Linked DNA regions of Mus musculus: region 2 is linked to region 1. The links are chromatin contacts, found by POLR2A ChIA-PET in ENCODE. All regions are on one chromosome and are shown on one strand. The core of a region is the stretch at or near the end of the contact, and the rest is flanking DNA. Distances in the headings are between cores, read along the strand shown. Region 1 holds the start of Socs5 (suppressor of cytokine signaling 5). Region 2 has its middle 6.7 kb from the start of Gm51270.

The links. ChIA-PET counts read pairs that join two places held with the same protein, here RNA polymerase II (POLR2A).
Region 2: POLR2A ChIA-PET joins it to region 1 with 23 read pairs in Patski. The contact joins the enhancer-like site here to the promoter of Socs5 in region 1. POLR2A ChIA-PET finds 5 or more read pairs at or near these places in 2 of 5 experiments (Patski and embryonic stem cell).

Annotation. Positions count from the first base shown.
Region 1 is chr17:87,105,610-87,110,437 of GRCm38, reverse strand. Socs5 (suppressor of cytokine signaling 5) reads right to left here and starts at 2,759. Exons shown (of 3, transcript NM_019654.2): 1 at 2,391-2,759. It overlaps Gm30510 (a long non-coding RNA gene), which reads left to right and starts at 3,091. Exons shown (of 2, transcript XR_877091.1): 1 at 3,091-3,180.
Region 2 is chr17:87,224,480-87,229,252 of GRCm38, reverse strand. No RefSeq gene overlaps it. Among named protein-coding and RNA genes, the nearest start is that of Gm51270, 6.7 kb to the right of the region's middle. Within about 2 kb of position 2,957, at least 1 of the 3 ENCODE cell types and tissues checked has a DNase peak (open chromatin) inside an H3K27ac peak, as active enhancers do.

The DNA of each region.
Region 1 (4,828 bases), core at 1,510-4,009:
CCCCTTAACTAGCACCTATCCTGCCTCTGCCTCCCAAGTGCTGTGAGTATTGATTACTTGGGCACCACACCCAACCAGGGCAGCTGCGTGTTAAGTGGCTGAAATACAACTCCTGTCTCTGTTACAACTATGGCATAAATTATATTTTCATAATTATGTAAGTCTACTTCCTTTTAGAGGAACTGAAATCTACTTCGACATAAGAAAATCCCACAATTAGAAAATAATTCTCACACAATTCACTTAAAATACAAAAACCCTTTTGCATTCTAAAAGCCTCAATTAATTTTAGCCCAAAATAGAACACTTGCTTCATCTAAGATGCTCATGCAATATTTTAATCTGGGTGACAGTTTTGTCTCTTTGCAATGAGAAGAAACTTAGCATTTTCACTAATAATGCTAATAATTGTCTTTAACTTCAAATAAAAGCTTATGCAGTTCTGTATCACTTCGTGTAGAAAGCACTCAAAGTTCCCCATCATTACAACGGAACAGTATCACAATAACCCGGAAATCATTTATCGCTGGCACTAGGTGTCTTCAGAAACAATCACGATGGATGGGATAAAGTAGAAGACTAAGTGGACGCCACTCTAGCTAGGGTCAGGCCCTCCAATCCTGCTCCAAAGCAACCAGCAACTCAGTCCCTTCAGAAGCTCTGGGCCTCGATTCCCGATCCACAGGATAACCATCTCTACCTTCTACTCTTCCAGCTCGGAAAGAAATGACTCATCGGCCTCTCATTCTCTTTTTGTGAAAGTTATCACCATTACTTCACAGCCAGTAAACTGTTTTGCTGTAGGCCCACAATAGGAGACAGCCAGCCCACTCCCAACTGAAGAGGAAGGGAAAGCCCACCACTGCTGGCTCGCCAGAGATGATTCTCAAGGTGAATCATGCAGAAGCCATTATAATGTCAAAAGGTGTTATGTTTCAATATTTTAAGCTGCTGTTTTGTATGCCAGTACATTCTCCCTAAGGACAAACGGTAAAATTCAAGGACAATAAGAAGAAAAATATATAATTAACCACTACTTTTTCAAGAACTGGGAAGAACCATTAAAAATATTAGCACTTTTTTGCAGAAATGTTTTAATTAGCCAGCAAAGTAGCCTTCAGATTTTTTTTCCCCCTAAATGTTAAGGACTCCCTAATCAAGTGAGTTTTCATTTTGTAAGCCATAGGAAACTCAACAAATGTATGAAATTAGTAATACAGGTGTGAGTTTAACAGGAGACTACAGACTAGCTGTGCAATTCTCAGCTTACTCTTTCTAGTCCACAGACATGAAAAAGGTAACATCCCTGCAGGACAATCACAAAGGTGAACTCCAGACAACAGTCACCGCTTCCTGCTGTGTCTTCCTTCCGTTGCTAGGCCGATTTCAAAAAGGGACTATGAATCCGAGAGACTATTAAGATTAAAGTACGCATTTGACTAAATTCCCAACTGTTAGAACACTCGAGCTCATTTTAGCAGAGCCTTCTAACACCAGCATCTTTTTCATTTCATTCCTTAAAGAGAAACCATTTTTAAACTTCTATAGAACATGCAGTTCAATTTTACACGGCCCTGTAAAGAAACAGTTAAAAGCAAGCATGACTTAATCGTCTTCTAGGATAAATGTCAGTAAATCGTAATAGGACAGTCTAGCCTAGTGTTAACTTTGAAAGGAGCAGGCCTCCGGTGTAGATGAGAAGCTGCTGTAAGAATGTCAAGGTGTAGTTGGAAGAATGTCCAGGAGAACTGGTAACTGCCCAACCCCATCAAATATATACATACAATTTAAAATAAGGAATCACTGACGAAGTCCAGCAGCCAGCCACCTTTTGCTTGGAACACCAAAATAAAAAAATGCCAAAAGCTCGTGGCTGACCCCCATAGCCTTCAAAGTTGAGAACCAAACCAAGGGTATTCACGTTGTTCCTCAGCATCCTTCTGTCAATGCAACTCCCTCTCCACAAACTCACTCCGCTTCAGCTACTCGAATGCCCAAGTCCCAGCACCAAAGAACCATTTATTAAAAGCTCAAGGACTTGGAGCGGGGTCTTCCTTGCGGCCGCCTCCGCATCCTGTAATAACCACCCCAGGTTAAACCCCCCAGAGATGCTCCAGTCTTTTCCCGCATCCACGCTCCCCGGTCCTTCCTTCACGTCCCGGTAGACCTTTTATCGTCGCCCTTGAGGACCCTCAGGTCGGAGCTATGGAGCTCTTAGGTGACCTGCCTGGACCCCCTCTACCCTTGGCAGTGGGCACCGACGACCTCCCCCACCCAGTCTCGACCCACCACGACCCCGATGACGAATGCCCTCCTATCGGCCCCAGACGACCCCTTCTTCCCCTTAGGTGTCCCGACTCCCACCGAAAAGCAATTCCTCCGAGACGTACCGAGAGCCTACTGCGAGTAAGCTCCCACTACGCGCGGCGGCACCGTGCGCAGGGGCTCAACGCCCCGGCTTGTCTTCCTCTTCCCGGCGGATCCATCCCGGCCCGAGGGCCGTGCCGCCTGCGCCGAGGTGCGGAGGCGCCCACCGGAGGAGGACTGCGCCGGGGGAAAACGGGGACCCGGGCAAGGAGAGGCGGCCGCTTGAGGGCAGGCGCCGGGCGACCGCGGGGGACACTCAGCGGCCGGGACACGCGCGGCGGCCTCATCCAGGGCACCTGCGGCCAGGCAAGGATGGGCCGGGGCAGCGCAGTCAGCGACAGGGCGAGCGCGACCGCCCGCGCGTCCCGTCCTCCGCTCCTGCCGGGCCGGCGGCGCAGCCTCGCTTCCTCCGGACGGAGCCCGGGGACCCCAGCTCGGCCGGATGCCCCCGCCAGCCCCCACCCCTTCCCGGCCGCCTCCCCCTCGTCACCCTCTCCCCTCCCCCCGCCCCCCCAGCCCCCCACCGGAATGGAAAATACCTCCCGGGGTGGGGGGCGGGCTGGGCCACGCCTCTCTGAAGGGCAGCCTACCGTGACCAATGGCAGGCGGGGCTCCAGGTGGGCGGGACTCCCGGCGGCCAATCCAGAGGCGGGTAGGTGAAGGCCGGAGGAGGGAGGCTGGGAGCTAAAGAGGGGAGGCCGGCGAGTTAAGGAGGTCCGGCCGCGCTGGTGCGTGCTGTGCGCGGCTGCCATTTTGGAGTCGGGCAGCTGAGACAAGCGGCCGGGTTCGGCCGAAGAGGGAGGAGCCAGTCAGGTGGGAGAGAGGCTGACACGTGGGCGGGGTGGGCGGGGCCAAGCGGGCTCGGACTGGAGGGGAGGGGGAGAGGCCCGGGAGGCTAGGAGGCTGGAGAGGGTCACGTGGCCGTGGAACGGGCTAGGGGTGGGCGCTCGGGTGGAAGGTCAACCCGAGGTGCGGGTGGGGAGTAGCTTTGTTCCTTTGGGCTCCGTTAGGGAGACCAAGGGGAAAATGCTGAATGGAGGTTGCGAGTGCCGGGTAGGAAAAAAATGTGAATGAGTCTCCCTAGCTCCCTTCAGCATGGAGCCATCCGAGTCACTGAATTCCAATATTCAACGGGAAACCGGGCACCTCATTGAATTCAACTCTTCCTATCCAGGCTCTCAGCTGCCACGAAGATGAGTCATACACGAGGGGAGGGGTGTTGTCGCTTCCTCTCTTTGCTTGCATTTTATGTGGATCGCCCCGGCCGTGGAAATGACAGCAAGGACAGAGAAGTGAATGGGGGGTTGTGATACCCGCGAGACTCCTCAGCTGCCCCTTTAGAACCGTGGTTACCACCGCTTCTTGGCCTTTTGGCTAAGATCAAGTGTAGAACCGTGGTTACCACTCGTAAGCTAACTGGCCACTTCTTAGACATACTACTTTCCGGTGCTCAGACAAAAAGACTTGTTTACTTCATGATTCAAATACAGTAGTCTGTTCCCCCTGCGTATCTCCCCAAAGTGGTCCTTCTATCAGCGGCATACACATAGGGTCACACACACCTTAGTCCGGTTTGTTTGAAACAGTCTCACTGTATAGCCTAGCATGATTTGGAACGCAATATGTAGCCCAAGCTGTCTTCTAGGTAATGGTGCTCCTACTTCAACCTGCTGAATATTGAGATTTTTGACCACCTTTAGTCTTTAATGCTTTGCAGTGGGACCGGCAGACTACCTTTTTCTTGAAGGCTTTTCTTAGACTCTTTTCAGCCCCACCCTACCTTTCTTAACATTGTACACCCTCAGATTGCTTTCTCAGTTATTTTTCAACTGTCTGTTCTCTTTGACTCCTTGAGAGTAGCAGGTTCTGGCCCTCAGCCCTCTTATTTGGAAGGCACACAGTGCACAGGAGATGATCTAGCCATTCAGATAGAATCACGGATGGACGTCCGGCGTCCGGTCAGTGAGGGCCAGATCTGCATTCCTAAGCAGCTTTTAGCCGCTCTACTTGTCTATTGGAGTAAGTTCCACATTGGAACCCATACTTTCCGAACTTCCCCAAGCCTTCTCCTCCTCTGTTCCTTGTATTGTTTTACAGTACCACATTAGCTTTCTCTCCAGAGCTCTTGGAACCAGAGAACAAGCCTCTCTCCACTTTCTTACTGCTCCAGCATCTCCCTATCTGCTATAATTTGGACCTGGGATGTTCTTCACAGGCCTATGAATTACTCTTGGTCCTTGGCATGAAGGTGGTGTACCCTTTAAAAGACAGAGAGGCTAGTGGGAAGCTTTAGGTCATGGAGGGGGGTTATAGTGAGTTGTGAGACCCTCATCCTTTTGCTTCACTTCCTGTGCAGGATGCGAGCAGTTTTGTTCTACAGGCTCTGCCCTCTTCTAGTGAGCTTTAGCTGTTAGCCTGACACACCTCAGCATTATCTGAAAGGAAGCTCACATGGAGGACT
Region 2 (4,773 bases), core at 1,708-4,207, 120 kb before region 1:
GCCTGATGCAGTAAGATAGCTGGGCTTTAGTGGAGACGTTAGGGCCCTGGCTGCTATTGATTGTGCTGGACATTGGGTTTGGGAGGATTATAAATCGAGGTGCAGATTTCTGTGTTTGCCTTTGCTGACTGGATATACTTTCCTTGGTTTCTGTTTCCTCTCTGGATTTCCAGAGAGTGTGATGGCTGAGTGTTGACTGTTTTACTGACTTGCTCAGCCTGTATGCTCGCAGGGAATCTCTGCTGGTGTCAGAGGCTGAGTTACTGGAACGAGTTGGGGGAAGAAGGTTGGAAGAGAAGGTCTTTGTGATCCATTGGGGATGAAGTCAAAGAGAAAATGGAGATGGCAGTGGGTTTCCTGCTCTAGATCTTGGGAAGAGACCGAGGGGATTGGATCTCAGGAGCAGTAGGAGAGGTGTGGCTATGTCTTTTGCCTATGTGCTGCCCTGGGAGGAGTGGCCTTTGTATTAGCACGGTGTGGCTGCTGAGGTTGGGGACACAGCAGTGAGTTGGGGAGAGAGGTTAGGAAGGGAAGATTCATGGAACCCACAGGAGATGGGAGGTGGGAGTGTGTGTGTGTGTGTGTGTGTGTGTGTGAGAGTGTGTGTGTGTGTGTGTGTGTGTATGTGTGTGTGCGTGTGTGTGTGTATGTGTGTGTGTGTGTGTGTGTGAGAGTGTGTGTGTGTGCGTGTGTATGTGTGTGCGTGTGTGTGTGAGTGTGTGTGTGTGTGTGCGTGTGCGTGTGTGAGAGTGTGTGTGTGTGTGAGTGTGTGTGCGTGTGTGTGTGTGTGTGTGTGCGTGTGCGTTTGTGTGTGTGTGTGTGAGTGTGTGTGTGTGAGTGTGTGTGTGTGTGAGAGAGTGTGTGTGTGTGTGTGCGTGTGCTTTTGTGTGTGTGTGTGTGTGTGTGTGTGTGTGTGTGTGTGTGTGTGCAAGGGAGGCTTCCATTTGTGTTCTGCTAGAGAGCTGGGGATGAGATGCTGGATTGCATCTCCGGGGAACAGAGATAAAAGGGAAGACCTGTGGGCAGCCTATCTGATTTTCTGGCAGGCATGGCCTGTGGGTTATCAGGGGGTACCTATTGGAGTTGTGGGCTGAGGATAAAGTGACCAAGTGCTTGGGGGGATGGTTAGGAGGAGACGAACTGTGAGATCCTTAGGAGATATGGGCCAGGACGGGGGAGGGAGAGGAAGGCTGCAGCTGGTGTTCTGTTGAAGCACTAGGCATGGGACTGGGGATTGGATTTAGAGGGGAGGAGGGAGTGGTGAGGTCTTCAGTTAGCTTACCTATTTCCCTGTTCTGCTTAGCTGGTGTGTTCTCAGGGAATGCCTGTGGTGTTGGAGGCTGGGAGCGTCATTCATCAGGCTTTCTTGATCCTCTCTCCATCTTATTCAGTCTGGTCATCCAATTCATGTTTAACGTGGGTCTCCCCTCCTCAGTTAAATGTCCCTAGAAGCACCCTCAAACAGCTAAGCAGAGGCGTGTCTCCTGCGTGGTTCTAAAGCCAGTCAAGTTGACAATGGTTTGGCATCATACCCAGGGTCTCTGAATGTTTACTTGCTCATCTGTAAAATGTGAACTCTAATCCTACCCTGTACACAGGACTAAGTGGGAGCATGCATGTGTCATGCCTCACACATGATGGGAAGTATACGGCATGGTTCTCTCCCAGGCGCTGACTTCTGTGAAGCCATTTTCAAAGCAGCAGAGGAAGTGTTAATCTTTTATAAAGGATAAGTCAACTACTTTATTTTTAAAGACAAGGTCTCACTGTGTAGTCCTGGCTGGCTTGGATTTCAGAGAGGGCTATCTGCCTCTGCCTTCCAAGTGCTGAGATTAAACACATGTAGTACCATGCCCGTGAATGGACTCTTTGAGAAATACTTGCAAGGTCACAGAACCCAGCACAGGTGAACCGTAAAGGAACTAGTGTTTTCAAAGGCCGCTGGAGATGGGGAGTTTCAAACGCACGGTTTCTTCCCAGTGAGCAAACAACATGGAACAAAAGCAGAGTGTCTACTCTTCAGCAATGCTACTGTAAGTACATACATATGTGTTTGCAGCAGTTTTCATTCATAGCATTGTTTTCAATGTAAAAAATAAATTAAATGTCTGCCATAGGGTGCCTTCACCAAGCTCAGACATAGCCTTACCTCAAAAAACACATTTGGGAATGACTGTGACCATGTTGGTAAACCAGTGTGTGTCTGTAATGGAAATCCAAGTTTGTCAAGATGGAAAGGGTTCTGTATATATCACTGAATAAATAACATGGGTTCCAAATGAGGACATGAACAGTGTGAAAACTCAGGGATGGTGACACTTGTAGAACAAATGTCCTAGGCGGTTTCTGAGGCCCCTATCCCTAGATAAAAAGACATCTTTGATTGTTCACACAGTCCCCTCGGCCAGCTGCAGGGACACCTACTTAGTCACACATACTGTAGTCACACACAGCTCAGAAACCAGTCCCAGTGCTTTTGAGTTTATGCTCCAAAATGCTGCCACACCATGGATCAGAGGCTCTTTGCCTCAGTTTCCCCAGAACAGGGAAGCAGTGTTTCTATCCTCCATAAGCCAAGGAGAGTTCAGGCTAACGCAGAGATGAGAGACTAAGGTTAAACCTTCTCTGAGTCCTCAACTGTATACGGAACAGAGGGGACCCAGTCAGCAGTGGTCATACGACATGGTTGTCTGGATTCTCAGCCCCAAGGCACAGACAGGCACTGTTCTGTAAAACACCAAGTGCAGGGTGCAGAAAGGTCAAGATTCAGGCTGCTTGCCCCGAAGGAGCTGAGCCCAGGGGAAAGCAAAGAATGCAAACCTCCATGTGACTGGCAAGAGAGAAGGTGACCTAGCCAGGGAGGCAGGGCCTCTGTGCTGGACCTGAAGAGGGGGTGTTGTAGAGGCAGTGTGAGCTTCATGGATGGAGGAAGCAGCTCCTGTTGGGATCCTCTGGGTGGCAGCTTCACTCTCTTGCATTCTGTCTTTCTGCTGTGTGGTCTGCAGAACACCGGATGTGCCACCAACGAGCCAGCATCATGCGGTTGGCAATCAGGAGGACATTGTGCAGAGCCTGGAATTCAATCCCGCATTCCACTCCCAGCCTTGTTAAGCACATCCAGACAGGAGGATCCCATATGGAGACTGCTCGGGGGCCCCACGGCAGCCGAGCAAGTGCTGGAAGGAGGGTGGTTCCCAGAGGGATGGAGTGAAGTCCAGGTCCCCACTGTAGCCACTCAGACATGGCTCCAGCCAGTGGTAGATACAGACTCTAGCCCTGATATCTTTGAGACATAGCTTGTGGCTGAAGGACTACCCCAAATGTGTTCAGAAACTGTAATCCGCCAGGATTACAACTGTAAATGTTGCCTTACTTCCGTGGGCATGGAAAAGCATGTGTGTGCGCGCGCCCAGGGAGGGACGAGGCCTTCCGACTGCTGCCGTGGAAGAATCAATGCACACGGCTCTACTCATGGCTGTGACGGAACTGAGGTTCCTACAGGCAGAGGACAGATGTCTTTCTGTCTTTTATAGCCTCTGAGATGAAGGTTCTCCCTCGCCTAGTCTTCACCCGACCCATGTGAGGACAGACTGTTCCTTACAGAACGATGGCGGGGTGTATCGACTGGAAAGAATGTTCCACAATAGTCTCTAACTGGACAATCGAAGTCTAGAGCCTGTGACTGGGCAGGAGACAGAGGAAGGGAGGACTTGAGATGGAGTAGGGGGTCTCAGGTAGGGACCACAACAAGAAGAAAAGGGTAGTGGGAAAAGGAAGTAGCCATGATACAGGATGGACCCTGGGGATGGATCATGGGCCCGTGACCAAGAGAAAATCACCCAGTAACACACACTGAGTAGCGCAAACAGAACAAGACTCAGTTGGCCATGAATATGGGAGTCTATGGTTGGGTTGTAGGTTAGACCATCTCAGAACTTGCCCAGTTTAGGCTTACAGCTTGTTAATAAATTCATATGTCCCTCTGTTGTTTATTCAGGAGTTCTATGGGCTAGAAAGGACTTACAGAAGTTGTATTTCTTTTTAAAAATTATTAGTTAGTATGTGTGCATGTGTATGTGTGTGTACCCATGATGTGTGTGTGTGTGTGTGACTTACAGAAGTTGTATTTCTTTTTAAAAATTATTAACTAGTGTGTGAGTGAGTGAGTGTGTGTGTGTGTGTGTGTGTGTGTGTGTGTGTGTCTGCCACATGCAGATGGAACTCAGGTCATCAGGTTTGATGTCCCATGCCTCTACCTACTGAGACATCTTACTGGGCCCTGAAGTTGTCATTCAGAGCGTCCTTTCATACTGAGCATGCAGAGAGGGAGTAGCTTCCCTAAATCTAATTCTCTGATATCATATCTGGAATCTGAGCTCTAAGGTAAGGTTGGTGTACTGGGTGAGGACTGGCCCTCTGGGACAGAACTCTGCAGTGAGAAGGTGCTGGGATTGTCCTGCACTGGCATGCCTGACACAGTGACAGTGTCATTTGCACAGAGGCTGCCTTTGTTCCTTCAGTTTTTCCTCCCCGCCTACCTAGGCCAGGGCTCAGGGCTGGAGAGTGCTGTGGTCCTTGTGTGAAGATTTTCTTCTGACTCCTAGAGGAAACTGCTCTGGAAACTGTGGTTCATTCCCGACCCTGAGGGCTCATCAGGTACTCCATGGTCCTCCAGATGGCCTGGGAGTGAGGGAGGCAGGGGAGGACCATGTGTCCAAGAAGACAAAGCTCACATGTGGGGTGCCTGGAGAAGGTGTGTTTTAAGTTTTATCT